Regions from separate parts of the Homo sapiens genome. Here regions 1, 2 and 4 are each linked to region 3. The links are chromatin loops, found by intact Hi-C in ENCODE. Cell type or tissue: Caco-2. All regions are shown on one strand. Links, peaks and the distances in the headings refer to the core of each region. The heading gives the core; the rest is flanking DNA.

The links. Hi-C counts contacts between places; a loop is a spot of excess contacts. Peaks named below come from ENCODE experiments on the same cell type or tissue, not always from the same donor. Only the 100,000 strongest peaks of a DNase experiment are listed, where the experiment ranks them.
Region 1: a loop joins it to region 3, with 5 times the contacts of the local background. A loop is called at or near these places in 3 of 110 quality-filtered maps.
Region 2: a loop joins it to region 3, with 2.5 times the contacts of the local background. A loop is called at or near these places in 3 of 110 quality-filtered maps.
Region 4: it touches region 3 in a loop (4-fold over the local background); 2 of 110 quality-filtered maps call a loop at or near these places.

What each region holds. Positions count from the first base shown.
Region 1 is chr13:32,211,270-32,219,482 of GRCh38, forward strand. FRY (FRY microtubule binding protein) reads left to right here. Exons shown (of 61, transcript NM_023037.3): 35 at 1,023-1,113; 36 at 7,480-7,562. Among named protein-coding and RNA genes, the nearest start is that of ZAR1L, 100 kb to the right of the region's middle. RefSeq lists an enhancer at 1-70. In Caco-2, for the core only: no CTCF peak of the experiment used is centred there; a DNase peak (open chromatin) is centred at 5,232.
Region 2 is chr13:32,082,137-32,090,349 of GRCh38, forward strand. All of the region lies in intron 2 of FRY (FRY microtubule binding protein), which reads left to right. Among named protein-coding and RNA genes, the nearest start is that of FRY, 54 kb to the left of the region's middle. In Caco-2, for the core only: no CTCF peak of the experiment used is centred there; no DNase peak of the experiment used is centred there.
Region 3 is chr13:32,139,091-32,147,303 of GRCh38, forward strand. FRY (FRY microtubule binding protein) reads left to right here. Exons shown (of 61, transcript NM_023037.3): 12 at 8,192-8,213. Among named protein-coding and RNA genes, the nearest start is that of FRY, 110 kb to the left of the region's middle. RefSeq lists a silencer at 242-536 and an enhancer at 3,719-4,220. In Caco-2, for the core only: no CTCF peak of the experiment used is centred there; a DNase peak (open chromatin) is centred at 3,991.
Region 4 is chr13:32,221,262-32,229,474 of GRCh38, forward strand. FRY (FRY microtubule binding protein) reads left to right here. Exons shown (of 61, transcript NM_023037.3): 37 at 2,974-3,124; 38 at 3,672-3,775; 39 at 4,528-4,713; 40 at 7,195-7,393. Among named protein-coding and RNA genes, the nearest start is that of ZAR1L, 90 kb to the right of the region's middle. In Caco-2, for the core only: no CTCF peak of the experiment used is centred there; a DNase peak (open chromatin) is centred at 4,570.

The DNA of each region.
Region 1 (8,213 bases), core at 3,722-6,221, 73 kb after region 3:
CAACGTGACAAAACCCCGTCTCTACTAAAAATACAAAAACTTAGCCGGATGTGGTGGCACGCGCCAGTACTCCCAGCTCCTCAGGAGGCTGCAGGAGGAGAATCACTTGAACCCACGAGGCAGAGGTGGCAGTGAGCCAAGATTGCACCACTATACTCCAGCTTGGGCGACAGAGCAAGACTGTATCTCAAAAAAAAGAGAATAACTGAGTTTCTTAGGGATCATAGGGTTAATGAAATGATCTTGTAAAGATGACTGAGAATCTGTGGCTCAAGCATCCTCCATCACAGAACTTTGTATTTCAGCCGATCCCAGCCAGGACATTGCAGTCACTCAGGAATCTCATTTCTGGATCCCCCTTCTTGTATCTGGACCCTCCCTTGGCTATATTCCTTCAGCGTTGATTAAAATTCCCCCCAAAAGTATTATCACTTTTGGTTAATTGGTGTCTCAGCAACCTTTCATGAAATATATGCCATCCTCCTCAAATTCCTTGAAGTCTGCCTCCCTTCTGCTGACCTCATGCAGTAACTGCCTTCCAATTCCTCTCCTCCCTGAGTCTACTGTCTCCTCTGTTCGCCCTACACCCTGCCACCAGAGCAGTGTTCTTACAGGGAAGCAGTAGCACAGCAATCAGAAGTGCTAGGTGCTTGGCCTTACTTCACTAGCATTAGTTTAGTAACTCCTGGACCCAGAAATACTAAAGCAGCCAACAGCAGGGCCAGCCACTATAAATAAGCTCATTGCCTAAGTGGCCAGGAAGAAGAGGTTTCAAGAATGTAGGCTTGCTTTACGAGAGTTAAGGAATTTGGTTTGACCATAACAGATGTCTACGATTCTCTCATTTCAGTGGTGTGGGCTTGGAAGATTGTTTAGAATGTCTGAGATTGTGCAGAAGATGTAAAAAATCTTCCAAACATAAGAATTTACAGGAAATCTTTCCCTGGAATTACTTGAGACTTGAGCTTGACCCCTCAGCTTGCATCTTTTTATAAGTGTTTTTCTTCCATTCCCATCTACAGGAACCACCTCTAGCAGCAATACAGTGGTTGCTGGCCAGGAAAATTTCCCAGATGCTGAGGAGAACAAGATATTGAAAGAATCTGATGAAAGGTTGGTACACAAATTTGACTTAATATCCAGTGTAATGTTCTGCAATAATCTATACATAGACATCAATACAGGTTTGTGGAGTTTCATAAATTTTACACGTACATAAAAATCCTTCTTTGTTTTTAGAAACTCAGACTTACTTTCCAACTCTACTCAGTATATCCCTAAAGATAACAGTTATTTCTGTGCAAAGTCAGAGAAGAGAAAGATTAAGAAGGGTGTTGTTCTGGTGGTGGTGGAATTTCGCATACCTCAGGGCTTAGTAAAAACCATGAGTTGTTCTGCTAATGGACACAGACCATCTGGAATTAGAATTGCCATGTGAAATTTTCGAATCTGATAGTTGAATAATTTCTTAGGGATAGAGTAGTCATCTTGAGATGAGTTCTATGAAACATGATTATTATTATTTTACTTTTGCTTTGTGCTGTCTTGGTTAACCAAAACACTATCTTTTCCTGCTAAAAAAGTCTCCGTTCCCTCCACATTAGCTCTTTAATAATAATATTTCCCCTATATCTCAGCCTTCTTATTGCCTTGCCTATGAACTACTCATCAGTAGTCAAATCAGAGTCACTCTTTCCTGCAGTTGATTGTGAAGAGCAGGGAGACAAACCAGGAGAGAAAAACAAAACTCAATTTAAAAAAAATGAAAATTAGGATGATCCTCACGGTGCTTCAGCTGAGCATTTTATAGTGAAAGGTAATGAGGGAGCCCTTTTACTTAAGAAATTAGTAAAAAGGATGAGATGCTCATGAATTCATATTAAAGGTAATTTAGGGGATCCAGTGGTGAAAATAACTCACTTAGCCCAAAATGCCCCAGTAAGCCCACAGTGCTTCCTGAGCATCCTGAGGATTTCATCATGTGTATTGGGGCACAGTAGGGGCTGGCGTGGAGATGACCTGGCACAGGGCTGCCTGCCCTTGGGGCTCTGAAGGCTCCTTCCCTAATTCAGGCACCAGCCAGATTCCTCACTGCATCACTGGGCAGCTGTGTTACCTTCAGGCAGATGCTCATCCATACGGGCTTCCCTTCAGACTAAAAGCCCAAACCCAGCAGATCACGAATTATAGACCTTGTCCTTTGAAGTTCTCTAATAAAGCCTTTTATTTCTTTCTCAGGAATGAATAAAGGTTTTTATATTCCACATATTAGTGAAGGTACAAGATTATTAATTAGCATGTTACTTTTTAAAATCTATATTTGCTATTAATATTACCTTCTTTGGAAAACTACCTCATGATAAAAGTCACAGTATTTCTCTAAAGATATTTTTACTTTCTCACTAGACTATAACATTCTTGATCATTTATTGTTTTGTCTGAGTTTCCTGTCTGAATTTTATTTGAGGTAGAAAGATGATAGATCTCCATGTATTACCATCTCATTACAAAGGCCTGTTTAGGGCCAGAGTTCTGAGTGTCCTGCCTAGAGGTTTTAGTGGTGCCTTTGAACTTAAGAAGCCAGTAATCTCTCTAATATCAAGATCACAGAACATCTTCAAGAGAGATTTTCTTGTTTAGCTCTTACTCCTGCTCTGTCACCATATCTCTGCTGGTCATTGGAAAGCCTGATGCAATTATCTACCCATATATATCACACATATTCATACATGTCAGATTCTTTTATACTGATATTTATCTACCTATAACATTGATTGATCATATTCACATATATGTGCAAACATATGTCTATGAATATGCTCTCCCAATGGACACCACTATTCCGTTGATCCCATATAGCACCTACACTATTTGTCTACTGTATTCTTTTTTTTCTATGAAAGTAGGCTGTGCCCTCAGCCTAAAATCCTTTTTTCTCCTCAGTCTACTTATCACCCTTCCTTCCTTGTAATCCCTGTCATGTTGATATATGGGTGCTTACAGACACACTTAACCACCAGATTTTAATTCCTAGAGAACACAGAGAGACTGCGTATCTCTTACACCAAGCTTGTCCAACCTGCGGCCCACAGGCCACATGCGGCCCAGGACAGCTTTGAATGTGGCCCAACACAAATTCATAAATTTTCTTAAAAGATTATGAGATTTTGAGTGTGTGTGATTTTATTTATTTTTTTTAGCTCATCAGCTATTGTGTTAGTGTAGACAGTTCTTCTTCCAGTGTGGCCCAGGGAAGCCAAAAGATTGGACACCCGCGTCTTACACATATTTCTATCCTCAGTGATTAGTCTACTGTGCTGTGCATAGTAGGCATTTTAAAGTGTTTATTTGGTAAGTGAATGGAAATAGGAGAAATGTCATATCCCCAGAGGTGGATAAGCTGTCCAACCACCACCAGTCCGCTTTCCCTTACCCTTTCAGTAACCCATCTTGGAGGACAGCAATTTACTCCTTTCTTTACAGTCCTTATAGGCAAAGAGCCTACAGAGACAGTGTTGTTCAGAAACACCACCCCAGGCTGCTGTGTTAACACACCTCAGGAGTGAGGCATCTCTTCCACCATATCCATTGTGAGGGAAGCACCATATCCATGGGCTGAGGGAAGCACCATGGAGTTGGACAAAATGACCGCCTTGGCACCATGTTCTTTACAACTAGATTAATGGTTCTTTGATGTGACTCAGTAATATTTAATAATGCCGTTCCTACTGACAAAAGCACAAACAAACCTTATAGCTTAAGTGAAAGAACATTAAAACAAGAGTAAAAGAATATGTGCCAAGCTAATGGGAGGGTAAGACAGTTGGTGTCTTAATTCCTGACTAAGGAAAACTACAACTTAACATTAACCTAACCTTGAGGCCCCAGTAGCCAAAGTAAGAAAAGAAAAATAAAGCAAATTTTATAACATTCAATTTTTTTAAAAAAAAGCTATTCAAGTTAACAGTAATCTATGAAACATTTCAAAATAGCTAGAAGAAAATAATTTGAATGTTCCTAGCATAAAGAAAAAATAAATATTTAAGATGATGGATATCCCAATTACCCTGATTTGATATTTACACATTAAATGCCTGTATCAAATGATCACATCTACCCTGAAAAATGTACATCTATTGTGTATTAATAAAAATTTTTAAAAACTATCAGAAAATGTAACAGAAAGTACACCTAAGTCTAAGATTTTTCATATAGTTTATTTTACTAGGCATCAAAATCAACATATATTTATTAAAAGAGTAGTTTATAGCAATTTTTAAAGTATGCAGAAAAAATCTTCATAAGTTTTTGTTTTTGTTTTTCAGACAGGGTCTCATTCTGTCACCTAGGCTGAAGTGCACAAAATCACAGCTTACTGCGGGCTCAGCCTCCCAGGCTCAAGCAGTCCTCCTGCCTCAGCCTCCCAGGTGACTAGGAATACAGACATGTGTCACCACACCTAGCTCATTTTTTTATTTCTTGTAGAGACGGAGTTTCACTATGTTGCCCAGGCTGGTCTCAAACTCCTGGGCTCAACTGATCCTCCCACCTCAGCCTCCCAAAGTGCTGGGATTACAGGTATGAGTGACTGCATCCAGCCATAAGTATTTTCAATATATCAATCTTAATAAAAGATTTTTATAAATTTATATGCCCACAAAGGGATTTTTCATAGAAAGCTAAAGTAGTAAACCTCACCTGTATAAATTTTGAACGGTCTATGTTGAAACAGAGATAATTTCTATCTAAATTGATAGTGTTGATATACACAAATATATATTAACTATCAGTTATCTAAGTATTATTAATTTGAGCTAAATCAACAAGGTAAAACTGAGGGGAACATTTCATCCTTCTAATTTTTCTCTTATCAGAGCTATTTTCATGAGGTATTTCTTAAGGTATGTACCTTTGATGTTAAAAGACATCAAAGATTCTACTTAATCCTTGAAATTCTTTGAGGGACCAGACCCAAAATAAGCTTCTTCAACCCAGAAAAGCAAAGGAAAATAACAGATTTTACAGTTGGGAGTCAGTTTTTTACTTTTTCCTTGCCAGACATACACTTTGCTACACTGTGGCTTCAGTCTTCTCCAGAACAAGGAGAACAGTCTGGAAGGGACTTGCTCCTCCCCTTTATTCCAGCCTCATAAACTCCACCCAGCACCCCTTTAAATCCAACTCAAAAGGGAAAAGAGATGAGTTGTCATCCATCCTGTAGTTCTTCCGGGTGCAGGCCCTCCAGGGCACAATTTAAAACCCGACATAGAGCACAGTTCATGGTAGCTGGAAGTGCTGTGGCGCTCTCCACCCGACGGAAACCTGCAGATGTGCCATTTTTTCATCACCCTGCTTTTGTTCCTTTCTGAATGATGTCTGGGCCTAGCAGATGCTGTTTATCACTTTGCATTTATCAGCATAAATATGATTAAAGAACTTCTTCAGAAGGTAATAAGTTTGTCCTTTTTCCAGTTTATTTTCATAAATACCAGTCTGATTTAGTTGGCCGATTTGTATGAAACTAAGCCAATGTCTTAGATATTCTGTTCTTATAGATTCACAAATGCCCAAAAGATATAACAGTGAAGAAGGTTTGAGGTATGAAGTTACTGGGGAAAAGATAGCTGTCAGGATGGGGGAAATGTTGTTGCAAATATCTAAAAAGTGAATGAAACCAAGCTCATTACAGTACATTTCTGTAATTCAGCAAATCCAAATCACTGATGCAGTGCCCTAAGGTTGTACACCTGGGACAAGATGGGCATCTTAATGGTACATCCAGGAGTTTTTGCTGAAACGTTACTCTTTCTCCACACATTAGTAAGGACAGCAATAGCCCTGCACCTTCCAGTGTCCCCAAAAGAAATAGAGTATTGATCTGTTATGAGTTAAGTCAGAATACCCGGTGAGTAATGTAGAGGGACACACCTATTTTGGCTTGAGTTTTCCAGGTATTTCTAGATAGCCTTAGTTCTTTGTTTTGGCTACATATATATTAAGTTGATAAAACCTGCTGTGTATCATTTTATATAAAATAAATATAGACATACCATTTTGCCCACACTGCCCCTGAACCACACCCTTGCCCTACCTTGTAGTCCTCTGTTTGAGAAATATGCTATTGATTTCTTTCTAGAAATCCTAGATAGAAGCATAATAACTAATACCTTATAGTCCGACAGTGTCTTGCAGTTTTGGAAACACTCTCAAACATCCTTTCTTTTGTTCCCCCAAATAACCCTAATTAAATAAAAGACAGAGTATTATTATGATGCCCTTTTTGCAATTGTGGAAATAAGTTCCCCAGGGAGGTAGAGGCCTTGGCCATGGTTACAGAGCCAGTGAGAGAGAGCTCAGCCTTAAAGCTCCACGCAGGGAGTTGGCATGGCACTGAAGGCCTCCTGCACTGCCACCTCCCTGCGGTCAACACTAGACAAGGTGTATAACTTCGCCTCCCCTCAGTTTCCTCATTGTAGAATAAATAATGCTTATCTCAAAGATGAGTGAGCAAGATTAAATAAGATGATGTCTATGAATTAACTATACTTCAACATTTTTATTTTCTTTGTTGTTGTTGTTTTGTTTTTGTTTTTGTTTTGTTTGTTTTTGGTGGGGGTTACTTCTTAACAAGCCACAAGAGAGGCCAGACCAGAGAGTCTTTCTGGTGACATTACTCCCCAACTAGGACCTTTCCCTGAACACTCTCAAACTATTTTAAGAGAAACTTTAATTCTGGGTAAAGTCCAAGATTTATTATAAAGCTATTTTTGTGTATTTCCCATTCTATGTACTTTGAGTTGTTTAATCATTCAGGAAATATTTATTGACCACCTACTGTGTGTCAGGCTATGTAAATAAGGGAATCATGTTATTCAGTATCATGCCCATTTTCTTTCCAAAGCAAATGTTACCATTTTCTAGTTCAGTTGAAATATTAGGCTTAAAATTTTTATCTTTTCAAGGTTTGGACTTGTGCTTATGAGCAAGAGTGACCACTGACCCTCTCAAGGAAACAAGAAATGTTTGGGGTACAATTTTTACAGCATTCCTTTAAGAAAAGCACCATTGGCAACTAGCAGCTGAAAAACCAACTGCTAAATCATAGTGTCAGTTTATGAGTAAGAGCGTAGGCTGGGCACAGTTGCTCACGCCTGTAATCTCAGCACTCTGGGAGGCCGAAGCGGGCGGATCACGAGGTCAGGAGATCGAGACCAGCCTGGCTAACATGGTGAAACCCTGTCTCTACTAAAAATACAAAAATTAGCTGGGTGTGGTGGTGCACACCTGTAATCCCAGCTACTTGGGAGGCCAAGGCAGGAGAATTGCTTGAACCTGGAAGGCGGAGATTGCAGTGAGCCAAGATCGCACCACGGTAGTGCAGCCTGGTGACAGAGTGAGACTCCAACTCAAAAAAAAAAAAAAAAAAAGCGCATATGCACACATGTTAATATTTCATTCTGGTTGTTCTTGTATTTGAAGGTTTAGTAATGTCATCAGAGCCCACACTCGCCTCGAGTCAAGATACAGCAATAGCTCTGGAGGATCCTACGATGAAGATAAAAGTAAGTACCAACAGGCTGTGGGCTTTCAGACGGAACGCAAGTGGTCAGAGGATGGAAAATGAGTGTTCTGATTGTTCTTGGTCTGATTACTAAAAGGGCCTATAGATATTAAGTAACCATTTAATCCACCTATGCAGATGAGCATAGAGTCAGCATCCTCAAAAGTTAAAAAAAAAAGAAAAAACCATGGACAAATCAAAATTATAAAAATTCAAACTACCATCCACTCCTGTGTTTCTATATATATACATATATATATACTTTTTTTTTTTTTTGAGACGGAGTCTCGCTTTGTCGCCCAGGCTGGAGTGCAGTGGCACCATCTCAGCTCACTGCAAGCTCCGCCTTCTGGGTTCAAGTCATGTTCCTGCCTCAGCCTCGTGAGTAGCTGGGACTACAGGCACCCACCACCACGCCCAGCTAATTTTTTGTATTTTTTAGTAGAGACGGGATTTCACCGTGTTAACCAGGATGGTCTCGATCTCCTGACCTCATGATCCGCCCGCCTCGGCCTCCCAAAGTGCTGGGATTACAGGCGTGAGCCACCGCGCCCGGCCGTGTTTTTATATTCTTGACATTTTTTCTTGGTGATGCAGCTGGGGAAAATACACTAAGTCATAGTCCCATTAGAAAACACATGTTGTTGGCTGG
Region 2 (8,213 bases), core at 3,854-6,353, 56 kb before region 3:
GCTTGTGTGGAGCAGATTATGTACAACTTTAAATTAAAGCTTAAGGTTTTATTTATGACTTTGCAATATCCAGATAGCCAACTTTAAAAAAAAAAAAAAAAACAGGAAATAAAAATGTTCCACAAAACAAATTTTAGATTTGTTTCTTTGTAAATATCTTTCTCTTGTTCTGCAGAATGGCTCTTTGTACCCAAAAGATGCTCAGGTCATATTCATGAATATTTATGGATAAGTCAATAATTTTATTCTATTTTTATTGCTTCATGGAGACATTTAATAGCATTTGTTCTTGTCCAGTCTTATCATTATTTCACCTTTCCCAAGCAAAGTGTTCTAAACAAGCTAATGGGGTCATCTGTGTCTCTTTTATATTTTTATTTCAAAAGATAAAAACTGCAGAAAATAAATAATGGATACAATTCCTTCTTGCATCCTCCTCCTTCCCTCTGAACTCAGTTTTCTTCTTCCCAAAGTGAATCTTTTTCAGTTCTTTAAGTAAGAATCAGTGGGTGGTAAATTACTCAGTCTTGTTCATCTGAATGTCTTTATTTCTCCCTCATTTATCAGTGATGGTTCAGCTGGGAATAGAATTCTAAGTTGAAATTCATTCTCCCTCTGACATTTGAATCTTTATTTCACTGTGTTGCCTTATCATTGCTGTTGAAAAGTCTGTAGTGAATTTGTTATTTCTTTGTGGGTTCTTTACTTTTTTCCCTGTTTACTTTTATAGTTTTTTTCTTTGTCTTTGGTATTCTGAAGTTTCACTACACTGTGTTTGGATGTGCATTTATTTTTATTTTCTTGTTGGAGACTCTTGTGCTTCTTAAATTGAGGATTTATATCTTTTCATCAATTCTGGAAAACTCTTAACTATTAATTATATGAATGTCATCATTTTTCCATTTTCCCTCTTCTCTTTTTCTGGTACTTCTATTTGATGTAAATTGGACTTTCTTATGCTACATTGCATATCTTTTTACCCATCTTTTATTATTCCACCTCTTTGTCTCTTCTGCATTCTGAGTAGTTTTTTCAGATCTGTCTTCCAATTCATTAATGTTCTCTTAGGCTATATAACCTGTTTTACCTACCTATTGAGAATTTTAATTTTGATGACTATATTTTTTATTCCTGGAAGTGCTATTTAGTTCTCTTTGAAAGTCTACTTAGGCTTCTTATTTTCATTGTATTTTGTTTCTTTTTTAAGATTACAACTTTGCTTTTATGTCTTCAATCACCTTGAATGTGTCTTTATTGTTCTGTTATAACACTACTTCTTGTGTCTGCTAACTCTTCTGTTTGTTGTGCCTGCTAATTCTTGCCCATGATGGATTTCTTTTTATGTACTTTGAAATTTTTTGTTGTGAATTCTTTCATTGAGCCTCTTTTTCTGTGAGTTTTCCTTGCATCCACGGTTGTGGGAGTGTTTCTCCAGCACGGTTTTGCTTTTGCCCCTTCTGTTGCCCAGAGTTATTGCTGTCCGGGGCCAAATATCTGGTTACTTTCTGCACCTAGAAGGTGACACAACTGTATATCTCAAACTTGTAAGACTTTGGCCTGTGGTTTCAAATTCTTGGATGTGAATTTTTTTTTCTTGTTATTTTACATAGAACTCAACCAGAGACCACTGGGAACATCGTTTCATCTTCTTTTAATGGTGCATAGATTTTTCTCTAGTCCATTGTTTAGGACCAGACTTTATGTAAGGCATCTTATTTTCTATGTCCCACCTCTCAGGGCCCACATCACTGTTTCCTATCCCCCAGTTGACAATAAAGAAAGCCTCTAGGATAATGAAACAAACAGTCCTCTCCCTGGATAGCTACTATGCTACCTCACTCCCTCCTGTTTTTCCTTTCCCTTTTCCTTTCTTGTGAACTCATTTCTATACCTTTTTTAAAAACAAAAATGTTATATTTCATTCAATATTTCCAAGCACTTACTCCGTGTGAGCTTTTGGGTTATCTGAGCCCATCGTCCTGCCTGTGTCCTCTGCAGAATTCTCAGTTTGCTTTCCATGCAGATAGAGCCAGAGTTGGCCTTTGCTCCCTGAAGCTCATGGTGAGGTGGGGTGTCCTCAAGGTGAATAAAAGGAAGAATAAGGGGCCTGTCACCAATTTTTCCTCCTCTGATCTCATCTGTGAATCTTCTCTAAATACAACCCTGTCCATTACATTTCTTGCACAAAACTTTCATTTCATTCTTTTTCACTCCTTGATTTGGCCCAAACTGATCTTACTCCCACCACATACCTTTATGAACCCAGGTTTCTTGTCTGCCACCATGCGTTTATGCATGCTGACCCCTCTTCCTGGAATGCCACTCAGCTTCTCATTCTGCCTACCCTTTAAGGCCCAATCCAAAATCTCATCATCTGAAAAGCTTGGCTTGATTTCTTCCCTGCTATCTCCACACAATCATGCTTATGATAAAACAACTTATACGTATCTGCAATTCTTTACTTTATCTAAGCTACTGTATCATTCTGTCTTGCAAACTATTCTGTCCTCATTGAATTACAGTAATTAGTATAGACTAAACTAGTAAATACCAGAATATATTACAGGTTTTAAGGGTAAACATTTTATGATACTTTCAGTTGTGCATGTGCATACCAGACCATAGTGTATTTTTTATGGTGGTGGGGTAGGGGCAGAGATTTTCTCTTAAGTTGAAGAAGCAATGTGTTAGCCTATAAGTTCCTTGGAGGCAATATCTGTGTGGGATGCATCTTGACACATACACACATGCAAACACACACACACACACACACACACATATCCCATGTCCCCATGTTTAGGACAGTGTTTGCGTATCATGGACAGTACATGCTTTTTGAATGAATGAATGAAACATTAATATAATAGCTTGAAAAGAATGTCTTTATTGGAACCTGTGTGTTTCCAGAGGTCATCTTGCCAACTCTAAACTAATAAACTAATAATAATAGATTATGTTCTGTTCTTTGCACAGATGAATGCCCTAAAATGTGCTGAGTACAAGAGGCATTGATTCTCAGCCTCCTACTTTCAGGCATCTAAGGATACCTCTTTATTCATTGATATGGTCACCTTCTCCTCACACTGACTCCAGCAACGGGTGACTCTTAGTGATCAGACACAGTATCAGAATATATGCTCTCATTCTCTATGAGTCTGTCTATATAGCATCTATTACTGTAGTCACAGGCAATTACCTTCTCAGTAAGCTCTTTCCAAAAACAAGACTCTCCAGTTTTTCTGAATTCAAGTGCTGCTATCAATTTTGACTTTGTAGATCAAATGGACAAAAGAGATAAAGTTAAAGACAAAACAGCTTTTCATTCTGACTGATCCGGATTTGACTCCTGCTTCCACCTCTTTAGTGTTGTGTGACCTTGGACCAGCCAGTCAACCTCCTTTTTTTCTCATTTGCAAAATGGAAGTAACAGTACCCAGCTCACAGGGTGGTTGAGAGGATTAGAGGGAGTGTGTGGAGCCCCTGATACACTCCTGAGCATGTAGGAGATGCTCATTTGTCCTCATCACCACCCTCCTCATTATCCTCATTGGAGGGCTGAGATGAATTTCTGGTATATTTCCTCAGAAGTCAGCCTGGTGCTTCCTCTCTTTGTGTTCACGCAAACATAATGGAGGCTTGAGCAGGGGACTTGACTGTCTCCTGTTGCCATTTATCAATACTGTCAGGTGCCTGTCCTGAGCTCTGCCATGGCATTGACAGAGACACAACCACAGCTCCTTTCAGCAGACCTGGTCTTAGCCCTCCAGGTGCTCATGCTTTGGGAGATGACAGAGGCAAACAAAGTACTTAAGAGAAGACAACACCCCCAACGATCTCACTGTATTTCCAGCAAAATACTTGAGTCCTACCCAGGTGTGAATTGTGAAGACCTAGGCGGTAAAACCAGAGATTTGAGGTAAGTCCGCCTCTGAGGGTTTTCAAAGGCTTTCAAAGAGGAAATTTCATTGGTTCTTGAGAGTAGGGGTCTCAGAAAAAAATAAGAACCGCATAATGGCCAGGCAGCCCAAAATATGAAAGGCTGGATTACTCAGCTAAGTAAACCAAGTTTAGAAAATTTCAAGAATTTTCAATCACACTTCTTAGGCTTTTGTCCACGCCCCTCCCTATAACTTGACCAATACACAAGAAAATTGGTTTTTTATTATAGCCCTGCCACTAACCTGTGCTTCTGGCAAAGTCACCTACGTGTGATCTGTCATTGTTTTCTCGTCTATGAAAGGATAGCAGCCAGGCCATTTTCACTCTAGTGTATAAAACAAATGAAATAAAAGCAGCATTCACTCTCAAACCCCTGGGTTTAAACTCTTAAATTCCCTGGGTTTAAATCCCTGGGTTTAAACTCACTTATTAGTGAGTCTGTCCAGGTTTAATCTCCCATTGTCCCTTCCAGGAGCTGCAGTGGAAGCTAAATTGGGGATTGGGCCAGGAATTCCATCTGGATCTAGTCTATCAGCATAAAATGTCATCGGGAAGAAGAAAAAGAAATTCTAACTTGCCTGACAAAGAATTACTCAGAAAGAAAGTAATTTACTGTGTTTTGATTTTGAAACCTGGAAAAACGAAAAGTTTTTTTTAAGTCTACTTGACTTAAAAAAAAAATCTAACTTTAATCTTGTCCTTCAGCAGAGACTAAGAATGAGAGCTGTGCTTATCTTCATCCAACACCCTGGAATTCAAAAACACTTTTTATGACGAAAGATGAGTGAAAATGGGGATTTTCATTATTGAGGTTGCTTGAGCCTTAGTAGCCTTGTTCACAAAATAGTTAACGGACAAGATGCAGGCAGGATATTTTAGACATTGCCCCTGTGCTGAGTTAGGAGCACAGGTGTGGGCTGACAGAGTGATAATTCATAAAGGTGCTAACTGTGTCATGCTGGAATGGAGGCTTAAAAATAATAGAACATGATCTAGCTGGTTTGCTAACATGAAAGAAGTAAACTCAAAGTAACACAAACTATTTTCTTGGGGTACACAGTCTGAAGAATCCAGGATGCCAAACTCTATTGCATCACACATCATGAATCTGTAATGAAATATGTCATGCTTAAGAACAAACCTGTAGGAACATCAGTCATGGCCAGCCGGCACAAACACTGAAAGGCCAGGCAATTAGCTAATGACAGCATTACTGCTTGCTAGTGTTGTTCCAGGTTCAGGCAGTAACGTTGTTGACATACCTTTGTTCCTTGGCCCAGAGTCTGAGGCTTCCAACTCCTCCTGTGTGTTGATGTTACAAAGCTGGCATCAGGACAACTCTCCTGTTACCCCTAAAGTTAAGTAGGACGCTGTGCTGTAATAAGGACACTGGTGGCCCACCACCAACAGATGGTATATGATGAATGGTTCTAGTCATTTTGATGAACGGGACTGTGGGTCTAAGTAAGCAAGTCCTTTGGCAAGTGACATACATACTCATCCCAGCTTCCTCTTGTGATTTTAGACCATATCTGATGAGAAGTAAGAGACTGAATTTAGGATACACCCTATTTTTAGGTGTAAAAGAGGTTTTTTCACCTCTGGGCCATCTAGAGATTGAACATTCATCCATAGTCTTGTATTTCATTCATTCACATGAGTGATGTGTGTGCAGACTTCTAGATATCAGAAAATATCAGATCCTTTCATCCGGAACCCTTTTTAGTATTTTAGTAATTTGTGAATTGGAAATTCTGCTGTGCTAAAGGACAGAATGACTACCTCTAATTAAGTTTGGATCTTTATATGGCAGATCTTCATAAAACTGATTGTAATTTACTAATCATCTTCATAGGCTTATCACCATTTACTAACCTCAGCCATATGATATTTCATAATATTTTATCATGCCCATTTGCAAGTTGGTTGTTTTTCTGCACTGCTCTACATGCCAATCTTCCTATACTAAGCAAAGGTTACATGTCTGTTGACTAAGGATGTGTAAATAGCAGAAATGCCAGCCTTAATGTCTTTCTGCACTGTGGATTCCAGTCAGCTTCCCAGAAGGATAATCAGCTAGTCTTGTTGGTCAAACTCCTCTTTAAATAGAGGCTGCTGTTGCTTCAACAGACCAAATAAGGGAAATATAGAGTAAAAGTAATTTCATGTAGCTCCCTGTTGAGTGTAGTGATAGAATCAAAGCAATGCTGTCCTGAAAAGAGACTAAAACATTGCTGGTCAGATAGGGAATATTTATATCACACTTGACAACATACTGGCTAGTTTTCAAATTATAAATAAATAACTTTTAAAATAGCTGTTTCTTAGCAAAACAGCTTAGCCTGGAACGTCCCTTAAATAATCTATAAAGACATTCACCAAAAACTTGAAAATTCACCCTAACCCAGAAACATAGCATTGTTAGTAGCTAAAAAGATTCAATTTAACTGCTGAATGAGGTGATCTTTCAGATGAGCTCATAAGTTTGTTTTCTTTATCATGAGTATGCTTGGAGACATGTAGATGAAACACATTTCTTCTGTGGCTCCTAAATGGAACTTTTTCAGATGTGAAATGAAATTTAATACACCACCATAGTTTGATTGAACCTTATAGCAAATAAATGATGTGAAAATATCACCAGGTAATAAAAAATATCAGAGGGCTTTTTACTTCAATTTAATAGTATCCAATTCAATTCATTCATGGATAAGGCCATAATTTTTATTTTTATTTCTGGTGACTTTATGAAGAGATTATCGAAGTTTCCTTTTTTTGAGAATACAAAACCAGACAAAGGTAATTCCTCATTTCGGTCTAGTTTTTCTGATGATATGTTCTTTGTACTATTTACAAAGACATCCTTTTTAATACAAACAAAAGATCATCTGGAAGTATATGTTTTAGAGTGACAGAAAATACCAATAAAAATACGTTCAATAATAATGGCATAATACCAAGTAACAATGGCTCATTCCTTAAGGTCACTGTGATGTAATATTGCTGTGTTTCCACACAACATTTTGCATTTTGACATTCCTGAAAATCATCAGTACAGTTTTCAGCAATAGCAAGTTTTACTATAGCATTGTAGCAATTTTAACCGGCACAAATTTTGATTTCTACGGTCATGCTAACAATAAGACTTGTTTTATTAGGTATTTTTACTGTTGCTTACATACATATCTAGTATATTCTGACTTTTAAAATTTCTTAAAACACAATATTCTATTTGATAATATTTCCTGATGCTTTTGGGAATTTCTACTCAATTCCTAAGTTGTAATCACATAGGTTGAAGGCAGGGGGGTTGGAATATTCCTGTAGGCTTTCCCAAGATGATTCAGCCATGAAGAATGTGAACATTCAAGGAAAAGACTATGCAGGCCACAGAGAAGGAATGTCTGGTGGGCACAGTGGCTCACACCTGTAATCCCAGCACCTTGGGAGGCTGAGGTGGGAAAATTGTTTGAGTCCAGGAGTTTGAGACCAGCCTGTGCAACGTGGTGAGACCCCCCATCTCTATCTACAAAAAATAAAAACAAAAAAATTAGCCAGGCGTGGTGGCACATGCCTGTGCTTCCAGAGGCTGAGGTGGGAGGACCATTTGAATGAGGCTGCAGTAAGCCGTGTTAACACCACTGCTCTCCACTCCAGCCTAAGTGACAGAGTGAGACCTTGTCTCCAAAAAAAGAAAAAAAGAAGAAGGAATGTCTAAGAAGTAGGAGGAGAACAGATGGGAGGTGGAGGGCAATTCAAGTGGAAAGAAGGGAGTGAACATTGCAGCTAAAAGATCCAGCATGAAAAATGGCCACCAGATTTGCCATTTGGAAAGTTACTGGGGTCCCTAGGGAGACTAATTTTAGTGGTGAAAGAAAGGCCAGATTGCAAGTAGTTGAAGACATTTTGAATAGGAGAGGAAAGAAAGACAGGAAGTGTAGACCACCCATTGGAGAACTGAATATGAGAAGAGGGTTAGAAAGGAAACCACAGCCGGGCGCTGTGGCTCATGCCTGTAATCCCAGCACTTTGGGAGGCCGAGGCGGGTGGATCACGAGGTCAGGAGCTCAAGACCATCCTGGCTAACACGGTGGAACCCCGTCTCTACTAAAAATATTAAAAATTAGCCAGGCGTGGTGGTGGGCGCCTGTAGTCCCAGCTACTCGGGAGGCTGAGGCGGGAGAATGGCGTGAACCCGGAAGTCGGAGGTTGCAGTGAGCCGAGGTGGCACCACTGCACTCTAGCAGCCTGGGCGACAGAGCTGGACTCCATCT
Region 3 (8,213 bases), core at 2,529-5,028:
ATTGCATATATTTAGAACTAAACCTAGTAGGGATTTGAATGGACCGTTTAAAAAATGTTATTAATATTCAGAAAACCTTCCAAACCTCTTGAGTCCTTAGTAAGGAAGAAATACCTGAGAAAAAACTAACACAGCTTCAAAGATATACTTTGTCTTGAATTGCTGCAGTATTTTATGGGATTTAGAGCCAATTCTACCATTTCATAAGTGACCACCAAACCAACCCTTCCCCGACGCACCTTTCTGCACCCTTCCCTGCCTTCCTTACCCCTCCCCAGCCACAGATGCTTCAGGATAGTGAACTTCGCACCTGAATCCCACATGCTGACCTTTGGTAGCCACCTTTGATGTATTCTGTAGAGGTGAGCCATCAAGGGGCAGTGTGGCAGAGCAGAGCAGAAGTGTGCGTGAGCGTGAAAACCTGCCCACTTTCAATGTAAACAAGCTCTCAGGGTCAACACTCACTTAATGTCAGTGCCCTGGTTTATTCCCAGCATTAGTCAGTCAGAAGCAGGTTGCTTTGGGAGCACAGACTTGAAATCTTTAATTTTTCTACTTAATTAACTTAAGCATCTATTAGTAATATTCCATTATAAATTGATGAGAAATGTATAGCACCTTTTCACTGAGACATTCACATCTTTCAGGAACTCTTGGTCCGTGGTGACCAATACTTTTTTCTTCTATGTATTTTATGTCAGAATCTGAACATATTGTGCTATAAAAAAATGCATTCCCTTCACATCTGCCATACAACACCTAATTCTGACAAAAGGAAATATGCTTTGTGAACTTGATTTAATAGTACTTTTAAAATGTTGAGTCACCATTTGCAGATGAGAAAAAAATTAAAAATTTAAAAATTAAATGAAATGATGTTCATAATACTATGTGCTAGTTTCTTATCCTTCAAAATAAAATGAATTGGGAGAATTTAAAAATTTCTTATATTTTATAAAAATGAATATAATATACCAGTGAGGCCCAGATTATTAAAAAAAAAACAAAAACAGAAAAGAAACCTCAAAGGTTAAGAAACACATGAATTATTTGATTAATAATAATAATAGCTCTCATTCACTGGAGATACATTATGAGCAGGTGAGTGGTAGAGGCTTCCTATACATTGTTGTGGGTATCATGGCAATGCCACGGGCTACACTGAGTTTCCTTATGCTTTCATGAATGTTGTTTATGCATTTCCAAATATTTGCTCAGATAGCAATACTGCATCTGAAGGTTAGACATGATTCAGTTTAGTTTCAAAGTTGGAGAAACCAAAGTACAGAATGAGAAAGAATACTCCTTTTTTCTCAGGGAGTACTTATGCTAGGACTTAAATCCATTCCGTCAGTTGCCAACAATTCTTTATAAGTAGTCTACCAGGCACAGTTCTAGGTACTGGGAATAAGTGATGAGTAAGACAGTAGCACTCCCTGGTCTCTTAGACCTTGTAATTTAGTGGAGGAGACAGACCAACAAGCAAATAAATAAATACATGAGAAGAAAAAAAAACAGATAATGATAACTACTCTAAAGAAAACCTAATAGATATTAGGATTGAGAATGACGCATTCAGGGAAGGCAGGCAAGGGAGGTACAAGCAGGGTATTTGATTTCCAGAAAAATCTCAAAACAAGTGTGGTTGCCATAAATATATTTGATGAAGCTTGTGTATAGCACTTCAATATTTGTATGTAATAATTGCAATGAAGTTTGAATGCTTTTTTCAACTTTTCACATAATAGTAAGTTTATTAATGTTATCTTTATCTTGTAAATGGAGACATTGAGTAATATATTAAGGATTCCACAATCATTGCCTGAATTAATTAAAATATATGGCATTTATTTTAAAATGACTACTTTTCTCTTTTAAATACCAAATTTAAATGGTATAGTATAGCTATTTTAATTATTAATTTTCAAGATGTAGTTATTCCGCTTTACTATTAATCTCATTTCTATAATCTTGAGAAAATCTGTTTCAGATCTACAAAAATAAAGGCACATTTCAAAGATTCCAATAATGCACATAAACTGGACGTAAAAATTAATAATAAGATGACAAGCACGTTATTTTCCATGAATGCCTTATTTATCCAACCATTCAATAGAAAAATAATTGCCATAAAAATGTTGTTATGATAATTTTAGAGATTATCCTAAACTGTAGCAATAGGTTATTTGGATAATATACAGTCATCAAACCCGGTGAATCATAATCAAAGTAAGTTGATTCAAGTATCAAAAAGAAATGTCAAAAAGATGTAAAGTATTGCTGTGATATGCAAAATATAACAAAGAAATAGATTTACTTAGATGGCTTTCTCTTTGAAATGGAAGAGAAAACTGGAAGGTATTTTAAGTATAACAAAATTAGTAGATGACTAAAATTATCTGTCTCACTAGGTCTTTACCTTAACATACATAAGAATTCCTACAGAAGCCTGTTATAAATGCAACTTCTTGAAGCCCACTTTCTGAGGTTCTGGTTCAGAATATCTAAGGTGCAACCCAGGAATCTGCATATTTATAAGCAGCACAGGTGACTTGGTGCAAATAGTCAGCTGACGGACCTTGAGTAACATTGGTCTATACCACTGATTGCATCACCAGCCAAGTTATCAGTGAATTCACTTGTCCCCACTTGTTCCCATTAACTCTGAATTGTTTTAACTAAATTAATTAAAAGCAAAATTTAAAGGAGGTAGGCATGTTATTAGATAGGCTGACACATTCCATGAAGTCAGTGACTGGCAGTGAGGTGAGATGCAGAGGGTCCAGGGAAGATCTACTCTGAAGCCCACTAGTTTCTTGAACAATTGTATCAATGAACCTCAGAGCCATAATAAATGCATACTATTAATTAATTATTGGTTAATTAATTAAGGGAGATGCAGATTCCAACAGAAGAATGGTTTTTTTTGATCTTGAAGCAAGTATCTTTGACACAGAAATCAGTGGTTTGAGACATATGCTGAAATGTCTGCATCCTGAAAATATACATCAAGCACCTATTCTGTTAGCTGCTAAGGAAATACAAAGACAGAAGAAGAAGAAGTGCTGTCTTCAAGTAGAGTAGGCACCAATAGCATATGTGTGCAGCCTCCACATACTATTAAAGTGAAGTGGAAAATTTAATGCTTTAAAGCCACTGAGGCCAGATTGCCTAGGTTCAGATTCTAGCACTGTCATTTATTAGCTGTGTGACCTTGGGTAAGTTATTTGACCTCTCTGTGCCTAGAATCTACTCCATACATTGCTGTGAAAATTAAAATGAGTTAATATAAGTGCAGCATTGATTAAAATAAAATACCTGCCCTGGCAAGCACCATGTAATACATACATTCCAATTTCTGAGAAAACAATACTTATTAGAGCCTAAGTCAATTCCTATCCCAGCTGTCGTTTACTAACCTGGTTTACTGTCGTTTACTTTGAGCAATTTATTGGGCCTTCCCTCATTTATAAAATCCTTCAATTGACATCTTGTTATGTGAAAGCACATCTGAAATACCAAAATTCCATACAAGTGCAAGATATTTATTACTGTCATTATAATATGAAAATTAGCTTCACCTACATGGCAAAGTTTGTCTTTCATATAGGTCCTGTACAAATGAATCTAGTTTATGCATCAAGTTGTTCAGCTACTACTCAGATTGTTTTTGATTTTGAATACTTTCTGGTTTTGTTTTTAATATATAACCTGCTGTATGGTAGTCACTGAGGACACAAAAATGAACAAATCAGAATGCCTGGAACTCACTGTCTGGTAGGAAACATTCAAGTAAAGGATGTCTGTTTCCTAGAAAACAGAGAGCAGGGGTGCTTGGTAGCCTCTCCAGAGGATTGGGACAGGAGTAGAGGGGCAGGGGAATGTAGTAAGAGGAGATGTAACCTAATTGAAGTTATCCAAGTAGACAAGGATAGGAAGGCATTCCAGGCATGCAGGGAATTGCAAAAGGGATGTTGCAGTGCAAGGTTCACCTACCACAAGGCAGAGGCAGGAAGTGGTACAAGGGAGCCAGGTCACAAAAGGCCCCTCATGTGCTATATTATGAAATTTGGACATTGTCCAGTAGGTGATTAGAAGCCTCTTAAGGACTTTAAATGCAGGAAAGTAAAAAAACATGTTTGTATTTTCAAGAATATCATTTGTGCAAGAATGGAAGAGAGGCCAGAAAATCCATTTAGGAGGCAGTTGCAATGATCTGATATCATCTTGAAATGCTAAAAACCAATTAACAGTACATAATCCACAGACAAAACAAACTAAAACCTAAGTTTGCTACTTTGCTTTTCAGTGCATATGGAAGCAAAAATAATCTCAAAAATGTTCTTAAGAGTGAAAGAATATTAGTCACAATAAGATGCTAGAAAAATGGTAGACAGGAGGGACAGGACAAATATTTTAAAGAAGTTGAAGTTGAAACAGAAGACACTAATGTCAATCAGTTAAACTAGAGATCTCGGTTATGGTCTACAGTGAAATTGAGATGATACTTGCCTTCCTCATCATGATACACAATGAGAGATTATGAATATGAAAGAATTTCAAATGATATGCTATGCAAATATAAACTGTTATATATATCTTAAAAAAGGAAATTCACAAAGGAAAAGATGTTTCTACTAGAAGAGAAGCTCCTTAAAGGCAGGGGCTACATTTCCCTTGTTTGCTGCTTGATGGCAGGTGTCTTCTACATAATAATACTACAGGCAGGTACAGTGTTAAGTACCCTATGTGCATTAACTCACTTAACTCTCATACATTCCTGTGATGGAGGTAGGATTATCATCTGCATTTCACAGACAGGGAAAATCAGACCCAGAAAGATTAAAATGCTTTCTCTAGGTGGCCACACAGCTAATAAATTATAAGGCAAGGATGGATTCAAACCCAGGCAGTCTGTGTGTGGAGTCTGCTTTTAACCACCATGTAAGTACACCATAGGCATTTGCTGATTTGGACCAATTGGAAGACGAGTAGTCAGAATTTCTGAAATTTTTAAATGAGCGAGTATTTTAAATGCAGCTTTACTAGTTTCAAGTCCCCTTTAAGTAACTAAAACATTTGACAAATTTTACCTGTTATATTAACAGGCAAAAAAAAACCAAAACAAACAAAAAAAAAAACTTCTACATAAATGTGTGCTTCTAAAAAGCCAGGTTTTTTTTTCTCCATGAAGCTAAACAAATAGCTATAAAGTTCATCTAGAATAAACACGCAAGAACATCTTGGAAACCGCTAAAAATTAAAAAAAGAAGCAATGGACTATATGAAGTAGGCCATACTAGATATTAACACATTATAAAACCTGAATAATTAAAATGATGTTGTATTAGTACTTGAATAGACAGACTAGTAGAACAAAAGGAAATGTAGAACAGACCTAAATGTACATGGAAATTTAGACTTTTAGAATAATGACCACACATCTTTATTCAGTAACAGTTTAAAGATAAACTTTATCCCAGATCATTTCTAAACAATTACGAATTCTATAAAAATCAGTACCTAAATTATCTACACTAAGAAGAAAAGAGAATCATATGACTAAATAAATGGAGACAGACAAGTAACATAAAGGCAAAAGACCTATCAGAAAGTTAAGACACTGAAAGACTGGTTAGCAAACATTCATTGACCCCGTGCAGAACAGCAGAAATTTTAATAGATCTTAGGGGTAAATAATGTCCCCTTTTTTCAGAGAACCTATCATTTATGTGGGAACTGATGTTTAAACAAGATCTCCCCATAGGTAAGGAGTGGAAGGGCTATGCTAGATGTATGTGTGAGAGTCAGGGGACACTCAGGAGGAAATAATTAGTTTTAACGGGCTGGAATTGAAGGCATCAGGGAGGAACAGAGAAGGCTTCACAAAGGAGAGGACATCCAAGCCCACTATAAAAAATGAACAGGGTTCACTTGGGAGAAAAGAAAGATTCAGGAATGGGGGTGGAAGGACACTTCTATCATGGAAATAGAATGAACGTGGCCTAGCTAGGGTTTACAAAGCTTGCGGGAGAGTAACAGGATGGGAGGCAGAAGAGATAGGTTAGAGCCAGCTACTGACTAGTCTTGTATGCCAGGCCAAGAAATGTTAGCTTGATCCCACAGGCACCAGAGAAACTACCGATTCTGTGATTTCTATATAGAAAGGATTATAATCGGTGTAAGATAGACATCGGGGCAGGGATTGACTTAGGGAGACTGTTAGGAGGGTACTACAGCAGTCCAGATGACAGTGTTGGGAGCCTGAGCTATAGCAAAGGAAATGAGAATGGATAAGATGTCAAATTCAAGAGAAATTTTGTGGACAAAATCTATAAAATTGTTTGAAAGGATGGAGTGAGAGTCAGAAGTAAGGAATGGAGGAATGAAGTGTCCACAGATGATGAAACCCACACTCCCCTCTCTGACTGATTTGTTTTTTTTTTTTTTTTTTTTTTTTTTTTTGAGACGGAGTCTCGCTCTGTCGCCCAGGCCGGACTGCGGACTGCAGTGGTGCAATCTCGGCTCACTGCAAGCTCCGCTTCCCGGGTTCACGCCATTCTCCTGCCTCAGCCTCCCGAGTAGCTGGGACTACAGGCGCCCGCCACCGCGCCCGGCTAATTTTTTGTATTTTTAGTAGAGACGGGGTTTCACCTTGTTAGCCAGGATGGTCTCGATCTCCTGACCTCATGATCCACCCGCCTCGGCCTCCCAAAGTGCTGGGATTACAGGCGTGAGCCACCGCGCCCGGCCTCTGACTGATTTGTTAATGCCTGGGTGCCCACAGCTGGTCTCCCTGCCTCTGCTCCATTCCCCATGCTGCAGACATTGGACTTCCTCTGTGGTCTCTCTGATCTCATTGGCTGCCTGTCACCATCATGAGAAGCCTATTCTCCTCATGAAAGGTGCCTCATGTAGCCCCTGCTTTCCTCTCAAGCCTCACCACCTACTGCTCCTTCACCTGGCCTTGCACTGGCCCTTCACCAGCATACAAAGGATTCCCAGGCTCCAAAACAGGAGCCCTCTGCTCCTCCATTTCTCTCAGATTCCATGTGCTCTTGCCTCTGCCTACAAACCTCTCCCTCCCACCATTTTTTTTTTTTTTTACACCTTTCGAAGTATCTAGGGCCACAAACTGTGGCAGGCTCAGCATAGTAGCTCAAATGTGTGTGCATTATGAATGAGTACAACAAAAATGGATTTAAGGTTCATCTGAGTTTTTTTGTTGTTGTTGTTTGTTTTTGTTTTTGTTTCTGTTTTTTTTGAGACAGAGTCTCGCTCTGTCGCCCAGGCTGGAGCGCAGTGGCGCCATCTCAGCTCACTGCAACCTCTGCTTGCTGGGTTCAAGCAGTTCTCTGCCTCAGCCTCCCAAGTAGCTGGGATTACAGGCACCCGCCACCAGGCCCAGCTAATTTTTGTATTTTTAGTAGAGACGGGATTTCACCATCTTGGCCAGGCTGGTATTGAACTCCTGACCTCGTAATCCACCTGCCTCTGCCTCCCAAAGTGCTGGGATTACAGGCATGAGTCATCTGAGTTTTTATCTGCACCTGGAATCCTTTCCTGACCCCATTCCTTGAGTTTGCCATATGTTGCCCTTCTTCCTATCCTCTTGCTTCTGTCCCTACCAGTTTTTCATACTGTTGTAGAGTTGACTCCCATCCCCCATAGATTGTGAACATCTTAAGGGAAAGGATTATCTTTTATCTCTGCATCTCAGGTTCTAGCACAGTACCTAGTACACATTAGTCTCAATAAATATTGGAGGGTAATCAGATGGGATGGGGATGGGGCAGAGGTGTTGGAGAATCAAAACAGTAAGGATTTAAAAGGACATAATCAACAATAAAAAGAACAGACTGATTCTCATATTGGTGCTAAAGAATTTGGGTTCCCTAGGGTTGGAGGGAGAAGATAACCTCTTGAGTACTCATCTTGGCAAAGGAGAAAATGACATGGCTTCCCCCAGAATTAATCTGTCCCACCGTTTATATGCCTCCTCATGGATGATTTATCCTATGAGCATTGAGAGGCCAATACTCTGTAAGTCCCAGGTGATGCAATGTGTCTCATAAGTACCCAGCCATCCACCTGGAGCTTGCCTTTTCCAGGCCTGCAGATAAGAGCCATCTCTAGAACCTCAGACCTCACTATTTACATCTGCAGTCTTACATCTTGGTTTCTGTTATAGAACAAAGATCCCAAGATGGCTC
Region 4 (8,213 bases), core at 3,258-5,757, 83 kb after region 3:
AATGACTTCACACTACCTTGCAGAAGTGAAGGAAAGAAAAATTATGTTATTATAAAATTGCCTAAAGACGACATAGTATGTTCTTCCTCTTAATACATAAACTGATCCCAAGAATAAACCAGCTGGTCTGCAGCCAAATACCTGGGTTAAATCCTGTGCCCACCTGTATTGCTCTTCTTAAATGCTGCTGGCCTGCTTTGGGAGCATGATAAGAAATAAACATGGAAAGTGTTGCTGTACTTATTTTATTTTATTTTTATTATTGTTTTTGAGACAGGGTCTCACCCATAGCCCAGGCTATAGTGCAATGTCACGATCTTGGCTCACTGCAGCCTCTACCTCTGGGGTGCAAGCAATTCTGCTGCGTCAGCCACCCTAGTAGCTAGGACTACAGGTGTGTGCCACCACACCTAGCTAATTTTTGTATTTTTAGTAGAGACAGGGTTTCACCATGCTGGCCACACTGGTCTTGAACTCCTGCCTTCAAGTGATCCACCCGCCTGGGCCTTCCAAAATGCTGGGATTACAGGCATGAGCCACTGCGCCTGGCCTGTACTTACTTTAAAGATAATATTGTGACGTTCATTCATTCAACAAATATTTATTGATGCTTTACCATGTGCCAGGCACCATTGTAGGTAGTAGGGAGAAAACAATGAACAGAACAGAAGAAGTCCCCACTCTCCTGGAGCTTACATTAGAGTTGGGGAGGGAGGTGGTGCTGGTGAATTGGTGATCCATGGGTGGAGGGGGAGGGACTAAAGCAGAGCGAGCAGGGTAGAAAGTGATTGGGGTTGGGGGTCAATTTACATAGAGTAGTCAAGGAAAGCTGCTGTAATAAGGTGATATTAGGGCAGAGACTTGAATGAAGCAAAGAAGTGAGCCATGCAACTGTCTGCAGATGAGCATCCTAGCCATAGGGAGCAGCAGATACAAGGGCCCTGAGGCTGTATGGGGCCCAGCCTGATCACAGAACAGCAAGGAAGCTAGGAGTGGGGTGAGCAAGGGTGCGCTGGTAGGAGATAAGCCAGGAGAGGAACATGGAGGGGGAAGACCTTGTAAGGCCTTAAAGGCCACGGGTGTGGATTTGTGGAGAGCCGCTGGAGGGTGTTGAGCAGAGAAAGAGACACTACTGAACTTGTTTTACAAGAATTGGTCTGTCTGCTCTGTGGAACACAGACCTCAAGTGATCTACCCGCCATGGCCTCCCAAAGTGCTGGGATTACAGAGGTGAGCTACCGCGACCAGCCAAAACTGTGCTTTATTGAGATGAGGAAGACTGCAGGACAAGGATGGAAGCAGTGAGACAGTTAAGGAGGCCATTGCAGTGGCCCATGCAAGAGAGGATGGTGGCTTAGTCTAGAAGTAGTGGTGAAGATGGAGAACAGTGCTCAGATTCTGGAGATGTTTTGAGGGCAGAGCTCTCTGAATATGTGGATGACAAGTTACTGAACCTCACTTTCTTCTCTACAAAATGGGGATAAAATAGATACCTATCATTGGGCCATTAATATGTGAAATGCATAGGCCAGTGCCTGGCATCAAGTAAGCCCTCTGTGCTAGTTCCTAATGTTATGATTTTTATTATTGTTGTTATCGTCATCATCACTGTGATTATTATTTGGGTATGGGATATGAGGGGAAAGTCGGGGATGACTTTAAGTCTCTTGTCCTGAGCAAACTGGAAATATGAAATTGTGCTTTTTTTTTGAGACAGAGTCTTGCTCTGTCAGCCAGGCTGGAGTGCAGTGGCATGATCTCGGCTCACTGCAACCTCCACATCCTGGGTTCAAACGATTATCCTGCCTCAGCCTCCTGTGTAGCTGGGATTATTACAGGCGTGTACCACCACCCCTAGCTAATTTTTTGTATTTTTAGTAGAGATGGGGTTTCACCATATTGGCCAGGCTGGTCTCGAACTCCTGACCTCAAGTGATCTACCCGCCTTGGCCTTCCAAAGTGCTAGGATTACAGGGGTGAGCTACCGCGACCAGGCCAAACTGTGCTTTATTGAGATGAGGAAGACTGGAGGAAAAGCAAATTTTCATAGAGATGGGAATTCAACACGATTTAATGTTTTTCTTTTCGTATATCTGTATTCTGCTTTGCTTTATAATGAATAATTATAAATTAGTTACCAAGTAATAACTATGCAAGTAGTTACCCAAACAAGTAATTCTCACCCATTTGATCATGTAATTCATACTCACCAAATGAAATCATTAGAAAGTTATTTCTGGCCAGGCACTCACACCTGTAATCCCAAAACTTTGGGAGGCCAAGGTGGGAGGATCACTTGAGTCCAGGAGTTCGAGACCAGCATGAACAACATGTTGAGACCCCATCTATTTAAAATAATAATAATAATTTTTTAATTAGCCAGCTGTGGTGGCACATGCCTATAGTCCTAGCTACTTGGGAGGCTAAGACAGGAGGATCTCTTGAGCCCCAGAATTTGAAGCTGCAGTGACTTGTTTTTGTTTTTCAAACAGAGTCTCACTCTGTCGCCCAGACTGGAGTGCAGTGGCATGATCTCGGTCCACTGCAGCCTCCACCTCCCAGATTCAAGCGATTCTCCTGCCTCATCCTCCCAAGTAGCTGGGATTACAGGCACGTGCCATCATGCCTGGCTATTTTGTGTGTGTGTGTATTTTTAGTAGAGGTGGGGTTTTGCCATGTTGGCCAGGCTGGTTTTGAACTCCTGACCTCAGGTGATCCACCCACCTCAGCCTCCCAAAGTGCTGGGATTACAGGCATGAGCCACTGTAACCAGCCCTGCAGTGAGTTTTGATCAATCCAATGCACTCCAGCCTGGGTGCCAGCGAGACCCTGTCCCTAAAAAAAATTTAAAAATGAAAAATAAAGTTATTTTTACAAGCATACATTTTTAAAATTTATTCTGAAAACATCAAGTAGAGAAAACAAGTCTCCTCTCCCTGAAAATAAAGCACAGTTGTCTTTCTCACCCTCCAGATGATCCAATTTCTCCCTACACGGGCTGGTTGCTGACTATTACAGAGACCAAGCAGCCGCAGCCCTTACCGATGCCTTGTACTGGAGGATGCTGGGCCCCCCTGGTTGACTATCTCCCGGAGACCATCACTCCCCGGGGGCCACTCCACAGGTGAGCAGCATGTGTGGGGAGAAGGAAATCTTAGCTTTGACTGGACTTTTCTACCTATGACAAGAGAAAAACCTAGTCCAGGTCCCACCACATTAAATTATCTTATCAATCAGTGGGATCCTGCCTGATTTGACTGTCAGCTTCCAGCATATTAGCAGAGTTTGGTCAAATGTTAATCAACATTCAAAGCTGCCTGTGACCTTTGAATTTCTCCTTGATGTAATCTGGATATGGGCATGCATTCTGTGATGCTTTTTAGACTGTAAGCAACTTGATGAGAGGGACCTTGTCTTTGATTTCTCTTCATCCCTTAGCTCTTATTGCCTAGTGGCTAGTAGACTCTCCTTTATGTGATTAGCTCAACCAATGTTTCTTATTGTTGTGGAGCTCTATGCTGTGTTACAAGTTAAACTCTATTTCCCCCGAATAAGAGCCTTATATAATGTTTTAAAAACACTTAAGAGTTATATTGTACTGTAACTTAATGATCTACTAGTATTTCCATCCCCTTCAGAAGTTGCATTAATTTCATTATTTCATTGATTAGGTGCAATATTGCTGTAATTTTTATGACTGAAATGGTGGTGGATCACAGTGTACGAGAAGACTGGGCGCTTCATCTACCATTATTACTTCATGCTGTCTTCTTAGGTAAGACTGGATCTAAAAGGCATTCTAGCCAATCGGGTTAAAAATATACAGAAGTAATCCGTAGAGATTTCCTTTCACATTGACATCCTGTTTGACTCATTTCGGGAATATTCTATCTCCACCATTTTTCATTGCCCTTTTGTGACATCTGCTCTGAAATGTCAGCTACTTGGTCACTGTTTGAAATTGCTCTATTTCTACCATGTAAATACAGTGGTTTCTCACTAGTGCCACATCTACAAATATATCCAAAATAAGTTGGGCCTTTTTGAGAGTCTTCGGCTGAAATGGTAAATTTTAAGCTATGAGGCATAGTCAGCGTATAAAAAGAAAGGATATAGGACGGAGTGGGCCAAGCCCTGAGCTTTGTAGAGCAAAAATGGGAAGGGGAACCAGCCAGGGAAACTCAGAAATTCAGTAAGAAAGAGACTAATAAAATTAGAATCTTTCAGTAACAGGGATATCCAAGGAGGAGAACATCTCAAGAAGAAGGAATGCTAACCACATCAAATGCTACAGAGAGGTCAAGAAAAGTTCATCTATCAGCATTTTATGAGAACATTTTACTTAAGAAATAAAGCATTTTATTTTTCCTAAGCCCAACTCCTGTATGTTGGTAACCCAAACAATAACAAAGAAAACTAAACATTCTTTTAACATGTTCCTCCTGAGTATCCTGGAATCTTTACTATCCCTGGAATCTAAACGAGCTTAACGTTTGTTTATACTTAGATTCTACTGTTTTGTTCCAGGTTTAGACCACTACCGGCCTGAAGTCTTTGAACACAGCAAAAAACTGCTTCTTCACCTCTTGATTGCCCTCTCTTGCAACAGCAATTTCCATTCCATTGCTTCCGTGCTCCTGCAGACCCGAGAGATGGGTGAAGCTAAGACTCTAACCGTGCAGCCAGCCTACCAACCTGAATATCTCTATACAGGTAACAGAGAAGGACTGGTAGAGAGCCTAGGACAGTTACAAATGCAGAGATAACTAACTGCGGGTGCCAGTGGAGCCCAAGTTAACTTCTCTCATGCTATGACCTCCAACTTTCCACGTGGTAAATCAACAGTACAATAAATACACACCATTTCACTTGATGTGAACTTGCCTCTCAAAAGCTTTCTTTATTATTGAATATTTGAAATATATTTTTCCTGGTTATATATATGATTGCTGCCCCATTGAATATGTTCCTCCTGATGCATTGGAAATGTAAGTGCCCATTGGCCAGGAGCAGCAGTCTAGAACACCGAAGGATGAGAACACACAAAATAGTGACCCTTGCTACTGCCTGAGAGCAGGTCACAGCCAAGGTGCCGGATGTATCACTTGTGTGCCTTCTAGTGCCCATGAAGGAATTTTCACTTTTGAATGATTGACCTTTTCCTTGAAGACACCATTAGTGGGAGCCTGTTAAAAGCCATTGCTGTTTTGAAACCAAAAAAAATTCTTAGAAATAGGAACAGATGGCATTAACTGAGACAAAGAAATTACTCTGCCATGTCACGCCATTCATGAAAACGGGTAATAGTGGTTTTCATTTAGAACCAGAACGTTTAAAATATCTTAAAATGATGATGAAGATTACCAACTAACAGAGTTCAGGGACTAATTTTTTTTTTACCTATTCATTTTACACATTGCATTGGCGCCAGCTGTGGTGCGACATTTCACATGTCACTGTGTGCTTTCTGCATTACTGTGAAAAGGGTGCACCTTTTATTTATCACTTGTACCCACCACTGTATTGGCTTCTAACAGATGTTAACATAGTTGTTTGGAAAACAAATATGAAATCATCATTATCTCTAAGACCTAAGGCCTACTGACCTCAATTTAAGCACTTCACTTTGAACCAAGCTACACTTAATTGAAAATAACCTATCAATAGCCTCTTAGAAACACAAAACTCCCTTTGCTGTAGATGTTTAAACTGAAGAGTTCTAGCTGCTCTAAGTCCTGAGGATAAGAATGTACTTTCTTAAATGTTAGGCAGAGAAAACTGTAATATCTGATAAGTTGGGTATCTCTGTGTAATCAGTTTTGCATTTATTATACCACTGATATGGTATAAATGATTTAAAGTGAAGATTTACCAAAAACGCATACAATATTCATAGGCAAGACAAACAGTAGATAGCTAAAGTGACTGGCTCTACAGGACACAGGGAATAGGTGTACAAAGATTATGGGAAATGTTCTTTTTTTATAAATATTTATTAAGCACCTAGTTTCAACTATAGTTGCTTTAAATACACACTAAAAATGTGTGTGACAGAAATTATTGTCTTGACTTTATTATAATAGAACACTGAGATACAGAGAATTCCATAAATTCCCTGAGGCTACACTATAAGTGGCAGAAATGTTATTCAAACCCAGGACTCCTCACTTCTAATTCAGTATATCTATCAGACACACACCAGCACTACATACTTTTTATGATTATTAAATAGGGGAAAAGGGATAGTTGCATATATACATTTTCAAACCCACAGCCTACCCAGAGGTATAGAATGTCAACCAAGTATATAATGAAGAAACAGTATTTGCTTATGCCATATTTCTTTGAATACCATAAAACATATTCTATTAAAATATATCAATATACACATAATACTAAAGCTTCTGGGCACATTTACTCAAAAATATTATGTAAAAGTAACCAGCCATTAAGTGACTGGTATCCTCAAACAGGGTATCATTTCACATGGTTTTTTTTTTTTTTTTTTGAGACAGAGTCTCACTCTGTCTCCCAGGCTGGAGCGCAGCGGCGCGATCTCAGCTCACTGCAAACTCCACCCACCGGGTTCACGCCATTCTCCTGCCTCAGCCTCCCGAGTAGCTGGGACTACAGGTGCCGACCACCACGCTCGGCTAATTTTTGTATTTTTGGTAGAGACAGGGTTTCACCATGCTAGCCAGGATGGTCTCGATCTCCTGACCTTGTGATCCACCCGCCTCAGCCTCCCAAAGTGCTGGGATTACAGGCGTGAGCCACCGCGCCCAGCCCGTTTCACATGTTTAAGAAGACTAATACCCAGGAATAATTTATTAAGAGCACAGTTAGTAGATGAACTGTTACAGTTGAACTGGTTGTTTGCCTGGTCCATGCATGCATACAAACACGCATACATACCTTCCTTTTATAGAAAGTATCAACTAAAATAGCAGAGTAGAAAGCAGCAGATCACCTCCTATTCCCAAATACACACTCATTTACACAGCAGTGCAACTGATTTCCTAAACAAAGAAAAACTGTCAGTCTCATTTAATCATAGCCACAGCCGAAAGCAACCATTTTCTCCCCAGAATTTAAATAACTCCACACTTCCCTGCCCTCCTCTGTGGACCTCATTAAGCATGCTGACAAGCACACTGCCTAGTACATCCCTCCTTGACCTTCTTCTCCCACCAGGTGGCTTTGACTTCCTGAGAGAGGACCAGTCATCCCCGGTGCCTGACTCAGGGCTTAGTTCAAGCTCCACCTCCTCTAGCATCAGTCTGGGAGGCAGCAGTGGAAACCTCCCACAGATGACCCAGGAGGTAGAAGATGTGGACACAGCTGCTGAAACAGATGAGAAGGCAAACAAGCTCATTGAGTTTCTCACGACCAGGTAATAAGGGGTTAGGAGTCCGCTGCTGTTTGCAGGTTGGTCTTTCGGAAAATTGCCAACGCTTTAAACCACACAGATGGAAAAGTGATCCTGGGGTTCTAACAAAGTCCTGTTTCTCTTCTCAATTGCAACTGCTGGAGTCTGTGTGAACAGACACTGAGATACAGAGAATTACAATTTGTGAAAGGCAGACATCAATAGCAGTTTCTAGGATCCCACTGATGTGACAGTTGATGGGCAAGGGGATTTTGTGGATAATGATGATGCAGCAGATGGAGGCAGGAGATGGTAGTGCCCCACAGTGAGCATGCCTTTAGCCATCTATCAGAGCTGCCAGGGGTTAGTAGTTCTGAGACTTGGCAGAGAACTTCACTCTGGAAATCAAGGATATTAGCCATGATCAACCCAGAAGCAGCTGCCAAGGGGACCATTGTCTGTTCATCTGGTCCAAAGAGTCATTTGTAAAAGGCAGTCAGAAACCAGAAACAATAGGAAGCATAATAGGAAAGGAATCAAACTAATAAATCAAAACCAAGAAAAACTGCAAGTGGTACTGGTTAGGTCTTCTGGTTCTTCTTATTAACCATTTAGCTTGTAAGGCTTCAGGATTTCTAACACCCTGCGGTCTGGTAGTTGTGTAAAACATGCTTACTTGTGACTGGGTGGCATGCTCCCCTTTCTCAGTGAGTTAAGTCCTGGAAATCTACTCTGTGTATGTGTTATCTAATATCTCATGTGATCTTGCTTTCTTCAGCTAATGCATCAATTAATGCAAACAATAAAAAAAGAGTATTTTCTTTCCACAATTCATGATTCAGGT